Regions from separate parts of the Mus musculus genome. Here region 1 is linked to region 2. A link is a loop called in an ENCODE intact Hi-C map of the cell type or tissue named here. Cell type or tissue: left cerebral cortex. All regions are shown on one strand. Each heading gives the region's core, and the rest is flanking DNA. Links, peaks and the distances in the headings are about the cores only.

Region 1 (6,877 bases), core at 1,098-6,097, 220 kb before region 2:
GTGAGCCACCATGTGGTTGCTAGGATTTGAACTCCAGACCTTCAGAAGAGCAGTCGGGTGCTCTTACCCACTGAGCCATCTCACCAGCCCACATTTTCCTTTTTAATGATTCATTTGTCCCTTTTGACTTCTTCGGGATGGGTGCCTGTCTTAGTTAGGGTTTTACTGTTGTGAACAGATTCCATGACCAAGGAAACTCTTATAAGGACAACATTTAATTGAGCTGGCTTACAGGTTCAGAGGTTCAGTCCATTATCATCAAGGCAGAGCATGGCAGCATCCAGGCAGCATGGTGCAGGGTGGGCTGAGAGTTCTACATCTCATCTGAAGGCCGCTAGGAGAATACTGACTTCCAGGCAGCTAGGGTGAGAGTCTTAAGCCCACGCCCAAACACAGTGACACACATACTCCAACAGGGCCATACTTCCTAATAGTGCCATTCCCTGTGCCAAGCATGTACAAACCATCACAGTGCCTAACTTGTCTTCTTAGGGTATAGACTGTTAACACCTCCATACATTATCCATTGTCTCCTAGGGAACACCAGGAACCACTCTTAACCTTTGGTTCTCCAACCACCAGCAAATCACTGGCTCCAGCCACACAACTGAACCATTTCTCTCAGCAGTAATAACCTGCACCAAGTCCCACCATTTCCTGCCTGGACTTCAGTACCCAGCCACGTCCAAAGGGTCTCACACTGTAGCTCTGTCTGTCTTACTATGTAGACCAGACTGGCCTAGAACTCAGAGAGACTAAAGAAAAGAGACAGTACACTGGGCCTTCACTAGATTAACTGTTCCTGCCTTAGCTGCCTCTCAGTTGATTCTCTGCACTGCAGTCAAAGGGGTCCTTCTTTATGCCGCTACTTTAAACCAGACATTTTCACCTTCAAGGAAACCAAGCTCTTTAAGTAGCTTCCATCTTCTTGGACTCAGGCTTTGCATAATTGATCTTCCCCCTTGGCAGCAAGGACCTTAGTTGAGACCTCAGCTCAAATGTCATTTGATAGATGGGGGATGCCTTCTGAGAGCACCCGATGTCATCCCGTTTCCTCAACTTGTCTCTAGCCCCTTTCTTGTTTTTGTTTCTTTGGTGTTTGTTGGTTGGTTTTTGAGAGAGGGTTTCTTTGTGTCACCCTGGCTATTCTGGAACTCACTTGGTAGACCAAGCTGGCGTTTAACTCAAGAGATTCACCCACGAGTGCTGGAATTAAAGTATGGCCTTCCCTTTAGTGTTTTTTTGCTGTTGTTCTTGGAGGTGCTGGGTGTTGAATCCAGGGCTTCAGTCACGGTCAGCAAGCACTGTTCCACAGCCTCAACACCATTTTCTTTTCCAAGTCAGCAAAAGTCTAACATACACATTTGTCATCTGTCTCCTCTCCGTCTCTAGAGAATAAAGCTCTGTGCCAAGGAACGTGTTGGATCCCCAGTGTCCCAGCAACTAGCACAATGCCTGGCTCTCCATGGCCGAAGTGACAAATGAACCGTTTCTCAAGACGCCTCTTTACTCTCCTGGCTTTCCTAACCTAAGCAACACTCAGGACATGAGACAAGACTAAGCCTCCAGTCTGCCGGCCTCCATTCTCCGCGGCGGTAGAAATGAGCCTAGAGGTCTCAAGGAACCCAGCAGTTCCACAATTTAGTAAAGCAACTATGTCCAAGTTTGTGTGGCTTGGCAGTGCGCAGGGATGGCGAGCCAAAGAAAGCAATCTAGGAGTTGGGTGGCACCGGCGGCCTAGCCCAGCCTGCCCTCCCCGGATAGGGTTTGCAAATCCTAGCCTGTCAAACCCACCGCTTCTGCAGTGGGGCACCCGGGTAAGGCACCCATTTTCATGGTGGCTAAGGTCCAAGGCGCCCACCTCAGAAAGGACTCTGGGAAGGTGTGGCCTCTGCGTCAACTACGGCCAGAGGAAAAGGTGCCAACCCTTTGTTCGGAAAATAGCACCTCAGTAAGAAACGCGGGAAACACAGGGTGTCTTTTGGCCCAGCCAGGCTGTTGGCCGCTGAAAGAGAGCGACACGACGCATCCAACATGGCTGCGGCGCCAGCGCGGCGAAAAGCGACGGGAAAGAAATGGCGCCGGGCTGTGTGGCCAGCTTGGGGCACACGGCGTTGGGACGTTGGAACCAAGAAAGCGGCCTCAAGACTCTCTGGGTTCTACTGCCCAGAGACCCGGAAGTCTGACTAAGGCTACGTGGAGTGCTACCATTATGTCTGCACAAGGCCGGCCTCAAGCGCCGGGTTGAGCTCGGAATGCCGGGAAAAGTCCATTCTCGAAACAGAATGCGCTACGAAGACTGCGCTGACCCGCAATAGTGGGCGGGCCAACGACGCCAACACTGTGACGTCGTGCCGACGGCTCGCCCCACCCCCAGCCAACGTTCTAGAGCTGGCGGTGCGAGAACCCTACGCCGGTTGCGCACATTGCCTTGTTTAAGGTGGGCCGACCAGGGCCCCCATCTCCGTCACCGACGTAAAGCGGTTCCGAGAATGTCCGTGGCGTCGCGCGGAGCCCTCCAGACGCTGTTTACGTAGCGTCTGGGCCGTGCGTAGCGTTAAGTTGGAGCGGTCTCCGCGGCCGCCGCCATTTTGTGCAGTTGCTGGGAAGGAAGGGAGACGCCTCAACCGTGGCACCGCCCGGTTTGAGCGGGACCAGACCTCCCGACTGTCCTAACAACCCCGATTCTCTGAGTTGTGCTCCCGTCTCCGACGAGAGAGGCGGCGACGGTGGCGTCTGCGACGGGAGACAGCGCGTCGGAGCGAGACAGCGCCGCGCCTGCCGCCGCCCCAACAGCGGAGGCGCCGCCGCCGCCATCGGTCATCACTAGACCCGAGCCGCAGGCCCTCCCGAGCTCGGTCATCCGTGCCCCGCTCCCAGATCTTTATCCGTTTGGGACCATGCGTGGAGGCGGCTTTGGGGATCGGGATCGTGACAGGGACCGTGGAGGGTAAGGGGGAGGTGCGGGCGGGGGGCGGGGTGGCCCGCAGAGCCCTGAGGCTCGCGCCGTACAATGGCGGCGGCGCGCAGGCCTCAGGCTTGGGCGGACGTCTCTGCGGACCGCGATCCTGGCTCGGAAGTGGCAGGCCAGCCTTGTCGCCTCTCTTGGCCCGCTCGCTGATCATTTGATCCCTGCAGGCCGGCCGCAGTGTCTGTCTGGGGGAGGATCCGGATGCTCAAGTTTTAATCTAGGAAAAGCTGCTTGAGATCGTTTCTTTTCCGCTATGTTAGCCATCCCTGTTAGAGAGGGACTGGAGTCGAAAAGGCCTTTTTTTGGTTTTAAACTAGGTTTTACTCCCTTTCTGTTATATTTTTGGTTAAGTGGAATCAGATTGGAATGGGAAGTGCTGGAGTTGCTTTCCAAAAGATCCAAATTGCGGGTGACTTTTTTTTTTTTTTTTTGAAACTAACAAAGCCTGTTGAAATCAAGAGAACTCCTTGAGGTGGCACACCCTGCACTAGAGACTGAGTCAGGCTTGGAGTTCAAAGCTAGCCTGGGCTACACAGATCAGAACAAGAGAACAGTTAGCAGAGTTCAAAGTGAGGGCAGTGGTAGAAAGAAAAAAAAATCAGAATAAGCCTTGTAAAGGAATCGTAATTGTAGAAGCTTTATTCTGTCCTAGGTCATTATTCAAGATCCAAGCAGTTTGGGATTATAAGCAAGCCCAGTGGAAATAACACATAGGAGCCACATTATTATCCTTATTAGACTTAGCCTTAAAATCTCCTAAAGATTGGGTTTTGGCCATTATTACAGATTGAAAACAAAAGAAAACTGGTTATTTCTAGAAGTGTTTTAGACTTGTATCAGTTGCTTCATTTGCAAGTGGAGTAAAGTAGTCAAATGAGAAGGCCTGGCTCACTGTAGTATTGCACTGAAAAGCCAGAGGCCTTTTAAAGGTCTTGGTGGGTCTACTCAGTTGAATGTTTTTCTTTCTAGTTGTGCTGGTTTAGCAGTGGTATTAATAAGTCACCCAAATTCTGCCTACTGAATGTAGATACCCAAAGAATTCCAGTAAAATTTCTGGCCATGATCACTGCAGGGTGGGTTTGTCTCAGGGCCATGAAGCTTAGTCTAACGGTTGTCCTGGAATGTGTCCTCAGTGTCCCCAAGTTCAGAAACACGGGTGTAGGCCACCACACCAGGTTCTAACAGAAGAGGGGATTACCTTGTGGGGTTCCTGCTACCTCTCCCAATATTGGCAGGTCTTGAAATGAAATTCTTTAAAATAACTTGAAATTTCTCCAATTTTCTAGTGGTTTACAGGAAATAAGGAAATGAGATCTTGCAGAGCATGGTGGCTCATGCCTTTAATCCCAGCACTCTGGAAACAGAAAGAGAGGCCTCCAGCACAGCCAAGGCTATATAAAAGAAACCCTGTCTCGAAAAACAAAAGAAAAAAGGAAATGAGATTTTTTTTTTTTTTACAGCCCTGTACTCTCATAGATTAAGACAAAGAGGGTATATTAGGATTGTAGTTTCTAATTTCTTGTATCTTAGGTTTGGCAAGTGGCCATATCTATATTGTTTAGCTTACCTGTTTGTTGTATCTAAAAGACAAGGCTTATTTAAATCTGAGGGGGGTTTGTTTTGACACAAGTCTCATAGACCAGACTGCCCTTGAACTCTGACCTTGCCCACAGCTTTCACGTGCTAGGACTACACGTTATTCAATACCATGTCTAGCTTTGAATCTTATTTAAAAAACAAAACAAATACCCATAACCTACATTGATGGGGTTTTTGTTTTGTTTTCTCCCTGTAACTAAATAGTATTATTTGACCCTGGTGTGGTGACTCACATTTATAATCCCAGTGTTTAGGAGGCTGAGGCAGGAGGATTTCATAAAGAAGGCTGGAGAGGAAAGGATTACAACTCTTTTATTCTGGCTCTTTCTTTAGAGTAAACTAAACACACTAGACCCTGATGTCCCAATAGTTTGCTTTATAGAGTAGCAGAGAAGTTTTTGCCCCCAGCATAAGTGGGGAAATTGGCTAAGAAGCTGTTGTAAATTTGAAGGACTTGCTTGAAGTACATTTTTTTCGATGTCCACAGTCTTGGTCTTGCAGTTTAAAAGAGTACCACTTCTCTGCAAGAGCAGAGACCGTTAGTTTTTATTGTATCCAGAATCTCTAGTGCCAATTAAAACTATACTTAGTATAAAGTCGGTATCACTAACTTTGTCAGAGAGCTAAAATAGGTGGGAAACTGAGGTGGGAGGAATGCTGTTCCTTTCCTGTCACATGAGATGGATATTAACAAATCTACATTTTCTGGTGTCTCTAGGTTTGGAGCAAGAGGTGGTAGTGGGCTTCCCCCTAAGAAGTTTGGTAATCCTGGGGAGCGGTTACGAAAAAAGAAGTGGGATTTGAGTGAACTCCCTAAATTTGAGAAGAATTTTTATGTTGAGCATCCAGAAGTAGCAAGACTGACTCCGGTAAGAAAGGGGGGAGGGGGGAGTGTTTAAATATAGGGTAATATTTCAAGTATTGTTTTATATTTGATTTTATATTATGGCAGATCTTTTTAATGTGTTGTGGGTTTGCTTGTTTTGTTTTTTTGTGGGGGTATTTCTTTGTTTGTTTTCTGAGACAGGGTTTCTCTTGTGTGTTCCTTTGATGTCCTGGAACTCGCTTTGTAGACCAGGCTGGCCTCCAGCTCAGAGATCACTCTGCATCTGTCTCCTGAGTACTAGGACTAAAGAATTGCATCACCATGCCTTGCCTCTGTGTCTTTTGTAGGATGGAATTATTGTATTTGTAGAATAGTCCACTGTAGATCCAGGCTGGTCTTGAACTTGCTGTCCTGCTACTTTAGCTCCAGGCTGCAGGGGTCTTTGGGCAGCCACACTTGGTCAAACCCTGAGCTTTGTCCATGAAGACAGGTGCTCAGCCACATGACGCAGGTTTTCTTTTAGCAGCTCTGCTCTCCAGCCTAGCACCACATGCATGTAAAGTTTACACTGCCATTCACCTACGCTTATAGAACTGACTTCATATTGTGTATTTGTGTGCTTTTAACCAAACCACCTGGTGCTGTATTCTACCCAAGAATATTACTTACCGCTGGGCGTGGTGGCGCACGCCTTTAATCCCAGCACTCAGGATGCAGAGGCAGGCGGATTTCTGAGTTCGAGGCCAGCCTGGTCTACAAAGCGCGAATTCCAGGACAGCCAGGGCTACACAGAGAAACCCTGTCTTGAAAAACCAAAAAAAAAAAAAAAAAAAAGAAAAGAAAAAGAATATTACTTACCCAGAAAAAATGATATAATAGAGCAATTTGGCCCAAGTTCTGTCTCAATAGGTAACCCTGGCTGGTCTGGAACCTGTTTTGTAGCCCAGGTTAGGTTTGAACTTGAGGTAGGTTATCCTTCTAGCTGCTGTGCAGGGTGACAAAGTACCACCTAGCCTGGCTAGGAATTACTCTTGAGGGTTTTCTCCTCTTAGTCGTGTGCATCACAAACTTGGATTCATGCAAAAAGCATTAGCCTATATCACTGCAATACTAAAGAGTCTAAATTGAGAATTCTTATTGTCTTCATTCTTCTCTCACACAGTATGAGGTTGATGAGCTACGGCGTAAGAAAGAGATTACAGTGAGAGGGGGAGATGTTTGTCCAAAACCTGTCTTTGCCTTCCATCATGCTAACTTTCCACGTAAGTGCTGTTTAATCCTGTATTACGTAAGGTGCATAAAGGTTTTGAAAGGCTTAGGATTTTGTCTAAAAGACAAATAGAAACTTTTATATAGAAAGATAGTAGCCAGTTGGTGGTGGCAGTACATACATGCCTTAGATCCCAGCACTCAGGAGGCAGAGGCAGGCAGATTTCCCGAGTTCCAGGACAGCTAGGGCTACACAGAGAACGGAGTCTTTT
Region 2 (6,877 bases), core at 976-5,975:
CTCACAAAAACTCTTTTGACCCATGGTTTTATTTTGTGGGGTTGCAAACCTGTCCAAGGTTTCTGCAGAGCCATCCTAAGATTCCATTCATAAAAAAGACAAACTTCAGTGGGAGCCGTGCAAGTTCTGAGGCCCTGAGCTCAGGTCCCTAAAGTCTTTAAAAGCTCCTCTGTAGTCCCAGCCCTCCTGCACTGTGATTAGTGGAGGAGCCAGGACAATCTTTGAAAGCTTACAAGCCAGTTAGCCTGGCACATACAGTGGAAAACAAACAGTTCTTAAAATACTATTTATTTTTGTATTTTCTGTATGATACTCTATCTGCATGTATACCTGCTTGCCAGAAGAGGGCATCAAATCCTATTATAGGTGGTTGTGAGTGCCATGTGGTTGCTGGGAATTGAACTCAGGACCTCTGGAAGAACAGACAGTGCTCTTAACCACAGAGCCATCTCATTATCCCCTGAGAGAAGTTAAAAAAGGATTTATTTATGTTCTTTTTACTAGGTACTGTGTATAGATATGAGGGCAGGGGCTTACAGAGGAAAAGAAGCAGGACTCCCCTGAGCTGCAGTTGCAGGCGGTTGTGAGGAGGCTGGTGTGGCGTGGTCCTCTGGAAGTGTATAGCAGGAGCCCATAACTGCCTCAATGAGCTGTCTTTACAGTCCTGAGAGCAATCTTTAAAGGTGGAAATGGGGGACTGACAGCCAAGGCTGTCTTCTGGAATCTACAGTTGTTCACTAGCACTCCTGTGCAGGCACACATGATCACACACAGAAAAAACGCTATAGGTGCTAGGACACTTGGGAGCAGCTCTCACTTAAGAAATTACTACCAGGGCTGAGAGAGATGGCTCATCGGTTAAGACCACTGACTGCTCTTTTGGAGGTCCCGAGTTCAATCCCCAGCAGCCACATGGTGGCTCACAACCATCTGTAATGGGATCTGATGCCCTCTTCTGGTGTGTCTGAAGACAGAGACAGAGTAGTCATATAAAATAAGTAAATCTTAAAAAGAGAGAGAGAAATTATAGCTGTATTTGTGTGTATACTATGTACCCCCCTCTATCTGTTTCCCTTTCCTTTCACAAGGTCTCACTATGGAGTCCTGAACTCTCAGAGTTCTACTTGCCTCTTCCTCCCAAGTGCTGGGCCTAAAGGCGTGCGCCACCATGCCTGGCTTTGCTATCCTGTTATTAAGTGTGCTCTCTCTCCCCAACATGTATGCAGAACTGCCCTAAATTTTCCTCCAAATAAACCCCAATTCTGTTTCTTTTTTTTTTTTTTTTTTTTTTTCTTTTTCTTTTTTCAAGACATGATTTCTCTGTGTCGCCTGGGCTCTTCTGGAACTCACTCTGTAAACCAGGCTGGCCTCAAACTCAGAAATCCACCTGCCTCTGCCTCCCAAGTGCTGGGATTAAAGGCGTGTGCCACCACTGCCCAGCCTCCGATTCTGTTTCACAATAGCTCACTTTGAATCCTTTTTCTCCTGTAGCAAAGTCAAGAATACTGGTTTTGCTTCAATGCAGGTCTCTAAAAGACCATTTCTCAGGTTGTTGCAGGTGGCTCCTGAGGCCCTGTCTCCAGGGCCTGCCCCATAGCCACTGCCCTGCTATGCTAGGGCAACACGAGCAAAGACTTTAAGCACACCTCCTTTCACTACTGCATTTGTTTTTTTTTCTCTTATAAATGAAAACATTTAATTGGGACTGGTTATAGGTTCAGAGGTTCAGTTCATTGTCATCAAGGCAGGAGCACAGCAGCATCCAGGCAGGCATGGTGCAGGAGGAGCTGAGAGTTCTACATCTTCATCCAAAGGAAGCCAGGAAGACTGAGCAGCAGGCAGCTAGGAGGAAGATCTCCAAGCCCATCCCCACAGTGACACACTTCCTCTAACAAGACCACTCCCTGGGACGAGCATATGCAAACCATCACATTCCACTCCCTGTCCACCATAGGCTTGTTCAAACAGGAGTCTCTGGGGGCCATACCTAAACATAGCATAATGAAAAATACATTTAGGCCAACTTCAAAAGTCCCCTTGTAGCCAGGCGGTGGTGGCGCATGCCTTTAATCCCAGCGCAGTTCAAGGCCAGCTTGGTCTACAGAGTAAGTTCCAGGATAGCCAGGGCTACACAGAGAAACCCTGTCTTGAAAAACCAAAAAGAAAAAAAAAAAAAAAGAAAAAATGTATCCACTCTACATCCTGATTCCTTCCCCACCCCCACATGCCCCCCTCTTACTTATCTTTTACTTGTATTTTTCAGAAAAAGTCTTGCTATGTAGCCCAGGCTGGCTTTGAATTTGTGAAACCGTTCTTTTCCTTCCCAAGTGGTAAGCTTACAGGTGTATGCCAACGCCCCTGGCAACCTGGGTAGGTTCTTAACTAAACCTAGAAAGGTGGTTGCTCTGGTTGCTTGGCAACTGGCTATTTGTGTCTGTGGAGAGACTAAGAAGAGCATCAGGACAGAGAACAGCCTGGGGAGATCTCGCTAGGCCCCTAGCTCAAGGCTCATTTAAGAAAGTAAAGGTTCGGGGCTGGAGAGATGGCTCAGCGGTTAAGGACACTGACTCCGCTTCCAGAGGTCCTGAGTTCAATTCCCAGCAACCACATGGTGGCTCACAACCATCTGTAATGAGATTTGATGCCCTCTTCTGGTGTGTCTTATGTCAGCTACAGTGTACTCATGTATATTAAATAAATAATTCCTTTAAAAAAAAAAAAAAAAAAAAAAAAGAAAGTAAAGGTTCAACCGAAGCTGGTAGACTGGAGATGGGGAAGAGAGCAGCTTAGTCCAAAGTAAATGAGTCACCAAACCCAGGCTCCTGGCTATTCTCCAGCAGTCCTTAAAATCAGCATTACCAACCATGTATTTATTCACTATTTATTTATTTATTTATTTATTTATTTATTTATTTATCTATTTACCTATCTATCTATCTATCTATCTATTTATTTATTTATTTATGGTATGAGTGCTCTGTGTGCATGTATGCCTGCATGCCAGGAGAGGGCACTAGATCCCATTACAGATGGTTGAGAGCTACCATGTGGTTGCTGGAATTGAACTCAGGACCTCTGGAAGAACAGCCAGTGGTCTTAACCGAGGAACCATCTCACCAGCCCCCGCGTTATTCACTTTAATTCCATCTATTGGAATTCCATGATAGTTAGGCATGAGGTCTGAGTCTTCTCAGTGACAATCACCTATTCCCAGACGCAACCGCAGCTACTTCTCAGCCTCACAGAGGTCATTCAAGTAAAATCCTACTAAAAGTGCTAAGATTCCTCCAGACATCCATTCATTTATTTATTGAGAGACAGAGTGCCAGGTTGGGATTCAACTGAACTAGTTGTGGCTGGGTTTGAACTCCTGATCCAGCATCCAAATGTTGAGATTGTACGTGTGCAATAACCACACCCAGAATTGCCTGGCATCTTGAGGTAGAGTTGGTAGGCAACAAATACAGTTTTATCACTTGCCACTAGGCTTGTTCGGGGGCTGGTTAGATACCTCAGTAGGAAAAGTGCTTGTGAAGTTGTCACAATGATCTGAGTTCGATACCCAGCACCCACGGAAAAAGGTAAATGTTTTAAACTTCAAAGCTGGGAAAGAGGAAACAAGAAGCCTCCTGGAGTTCCATAGCCAGCTAGGCTAACCCAGTGGGGGAGCTCCAGATTCAGTGGGAGACCCTATCTCAAAAAAAAAAAAAAAAAAAAAAAAAAAAAAAAAAAGCTTGTGGCACACACCAGGCAATCTGAGTTCATAGCCAGCTTGGTCTACAGAAACCCTATGTTGGCCACCACCCACCACACATATGCGCGCGCGTATTACCTCCCTCCCCACCTGAAAGTTTTTTTTATTTTGTCTTATTTCAACCTAACCGTTAATTCCATATTTTTATTTGCAATTTGGTTTGGGAGAACCTGGCAACATCAAAGCAGGCTCTTCCCGGTTATATCCTGTGGCTTTATTGATTTTCTTTCTTATTATCTTCATGTGTTGCCAGAAACAGAAAAGTTCAGAGTCCGAGCCACCCTGGATTCCTTGAGGTCGAAGGGAGCCGGGAACAGCCTCCTGCCCTTTATCAACACGTCAGCCAAACTGCCCTCACGAGAAACTTCCGCCCGCCCGAGGCATGGCCCCCATCAGCCACGCAGAATTGGCTTCAGTCAGAAGCCCGACCGCCCCCTGGCAACAGAAGCGGCTTCCATTGGGCAGTTATAGAAGATGGCGGCGCCTGACCGCGTGCGAGGTCCACGCTTGGGGTCGGGGCCACAGCCTGCCTGCGGCATGGGCTCGGTGGATTGGTGGAGAGCCGTAGTGTCGTCACGTGGGCGGGGCGCGTCAGTTTGCGGAAGTAGGAGGGCTGAGAAGTGCTGAGTAAGCCGAGGTGAGTGACGGCGCGGCGGGGGCGGGGCCTGACGGCCCTTTCCCAAACCTCCTGGTGCCCCTGTCTTGAATGTCGTCACCTGGACCCTGCTTAGGACCGGCCTCGTGTCTGCGACTCTGAGGCATGTCCTCCGTTAACTCCTATCTGGCCTCCTTGAGTGCTCCCGGCTTCTGTCCTTTCATCCCCTGGCGTCCCCAACTCCCATCCGGTGACCGCATTCTTCTCCGTTGCCGCCCTCAGTTTCCCAACTTCCAAAATCAACCCTTCTCCCAATTCATTGCCCGACTTTCACCCTGGACTGTCCACTGTCCCCAGCTCCTCTCTCTGCGCTTCTGAGTGCTCCTGGTTTTCTGCCTCATTGCCCGATTTCCCCCACGCCACCTGCTTCCTGCGTCCGTCCCTTTGTGCCCAACCCCTGAGCCCCCATTTCTAACTCCCTGCTTATCTTCTCTTGTGCCTCCGGTTTCCATTTGCTCCCCCGTGTGTTTTTCCCAGTTCTCTAGCCTCCAATCCTGGGTTCACCTCCAGCTCCCTCCGATGACCTGGAAGCTGGCGACTAGGAGCCTGTGACCCAGGTGACTGTGACTAGGGATTTGGGTGTGAGTGCGACTGGGAGGGCACAAGGGTTTATGGATCTCTGCCTGTATTTTTAATGGGCAGTTCACATGATCGCAAACAAATACCAATCCTTCCTCTAAAGTTCCCCCACCTGCCCTCTTGCCAGCCCGACAGGATTGGGCAGGTTTGGTTTGGCCTCGTTGAAGCTCCACCCTTAGACTAGTGCAGTGTTTTGTTCTGGTCTCTGCCTTCACGTGGTTCTGGAGCTTGGAGGCCATGCTCTGTTCTTGTCTGTTTTCTCACTGTGCCAGATAGGACTGAATTTTCTGCCCACATTAGTGACTGCCACGAGGCTCAGTATTTGAATGAGAAGATGTAGAAGACAAGGCTTGGTGACCAGTGTGGCCCTGTACAAGCTCCCTGCTTTGCTGTTGTTTCATAGGCAGGATGGAAAGGGCTGGGGGATAGGGAGAGAGAGGACCAAAGGGAGAGCATTCCCCTTTGTTCATGTTTTCAGTGTTTATTAATCACCCTGACAACCAGGCGCTTTTATTTCTGTTACCTTTATTCTCTGCTCCCTTTCCACTGAGCAAATATTGATGTAGCTAGCGCCCGCCCGCTGTTCCTGCTTAGCCTGGGGAAGGGAGGCCAGTGACCTCCTTTGCCAGGGTCATGCTAATACCTTTGGGGCTAGGTTTTCACTGTAGAGAGTCCCCAGTTTATTTATTTTTTTAAATTATTTTTATTTTATACATATGAATGTTTTTCCCGGATCTATGTAAGTACACTCCATGCATGCTGAATTCACTCGGATCTGGAATTAAAGGACTTGTGGGGGCTGGAGAGATGGCTCAGCAGTTAAGAGCATTGACTGCTCTTCCATAGGTCCTGAGTTCAATTCCCAGCAACCACATGGTGGCTCACAACCATCTGTAATGGAATTTGATGTCCTCTTCTGGTGCGTCTGAAGTCGGTGACAGTGTACTCACATACATAAAATAAAAAATAAATCTTTTTTTTTTTTAAAGAAGGTGTGGGTTGCCGTGTAGGTACTGGAAGCTGAGCCCGAGTCCTCTTCAGGAGTATCAAGTGCTCTTAACTTCCTGGAATCTCTCCAGCTTTGAGGGCAGTGGCAGTGACCCGCCCCAGGCAGCTATGCCCAAGGGACCATGGCAGACACTGTTCAGTGTGGCGTGTTGCTGAATCCAATTGCTCATGGGGCAGATGCCTTTCCTCCTGCACCCTGTAGGAAGTCAGGGGACCTGTGCCCTACAGTGTGACACCAGCCATGAGACTGCCATGAGACTGTCATGTTGTCTAAGGGCTCCTTCTGTTGGCTTACAGCATTTCCCCTCCCTAGGGGTTGCTTGTCTTGTTAAATGTAATTATGGTGGCATGCTTAAGAGGGATTTCCAAGGCATCCAATAGAATGATATAACTAAGAATATCCTGGAAGGAATTGCCTCCTGAGCACTGAGTTTACGTGTGTGTGTGTGTGTGTGTGTGTGTGTGTGTGTGTGTGTGTGTGTGTATGTGTGTGTACACATGAATAAGTGTGGCCTGTGTAGAGGGTGTGCTCTCCTGGGCAGCGTGAACAGATACAAAAGTGGCAGGAAGTCAAGTGACAGCAGGGGCCTGGTACTTGGATTGGACCTCAGGTCCTCAGCCTGGAGCCATGGAGGTGGGGTGGGGTGGACAGGGATAGGTGTCAGCTGCTCAGGAGGGTGACCCCAGTAATCTAATCATGAGACGTGCTGTGGGAATTGGCGGGCAGTCCTGTGTGTTTGGGTGTGCTCCTGAAAGCCCCTACAGCCATTACCTGAGACAAGAAGGCTCAGGTGTTCTGGCCTGGTTCTCCTCCCTCCATGCTTGTCTGTGTCAGGTGGAGGCAGTTTCATCTCTAAAAAGGCTGAAACACTGAGAACCGA

The links. Peaks named below come from ENCODE experiments on the same cell type or tissue, not always from the same donor. Only the 100,000 strongest peaks of a DNase experiment are listed, where the experiment ranks them.
Region 1: it touches region 2 in a loop (2.1-fold over the local background); 1 of 42 quality-filtered maps calls a loop at or near these places.

The regions. Positions count from the first base shown.
Region 1 is chr15:79,542,268-79,549,144 of GRCm38, reverse strand. It overlaps Ddx17 (DEAD box helicase 17), which reads left to right and starts at 2,404. Exons shown (of 13, transcript NM_001040187.1): 1 at 2,404-2,950; 2 at 5,289-5,439; 3 at 6,559-6,658. The coding sequence starts at 2,901. In left cerebral cortex, for the core only: no CTCF peak of the experiment used is centred there; DNase peaks (open chromatin) are centred at 2,408 and 3,023; H3K4me3 peaks cover 3,730 bases; H3K27ac peaks cover 1,882 bases.
Region 2 is chr15:79,325,724-79,332,600 of GRCm38, reverse strand. It overlaps Pla2g6 (phospholipase A2, group VI), which reads left to right and starts at 4,230. Exons shown (of 17, transcript NM_001199023.1): 1 at 4,230-4,966. In left cerebral cortex, for the core only: CTCF peaks have their summits at 2,997 (motif pointing right) and 4,245; DNase peaks (open chromatin) are centred at 2,392, 4,270 and 5,113; H3K4me3 peaks cover 1,573 bases; H3K27ac peaks cover 1,843 bases.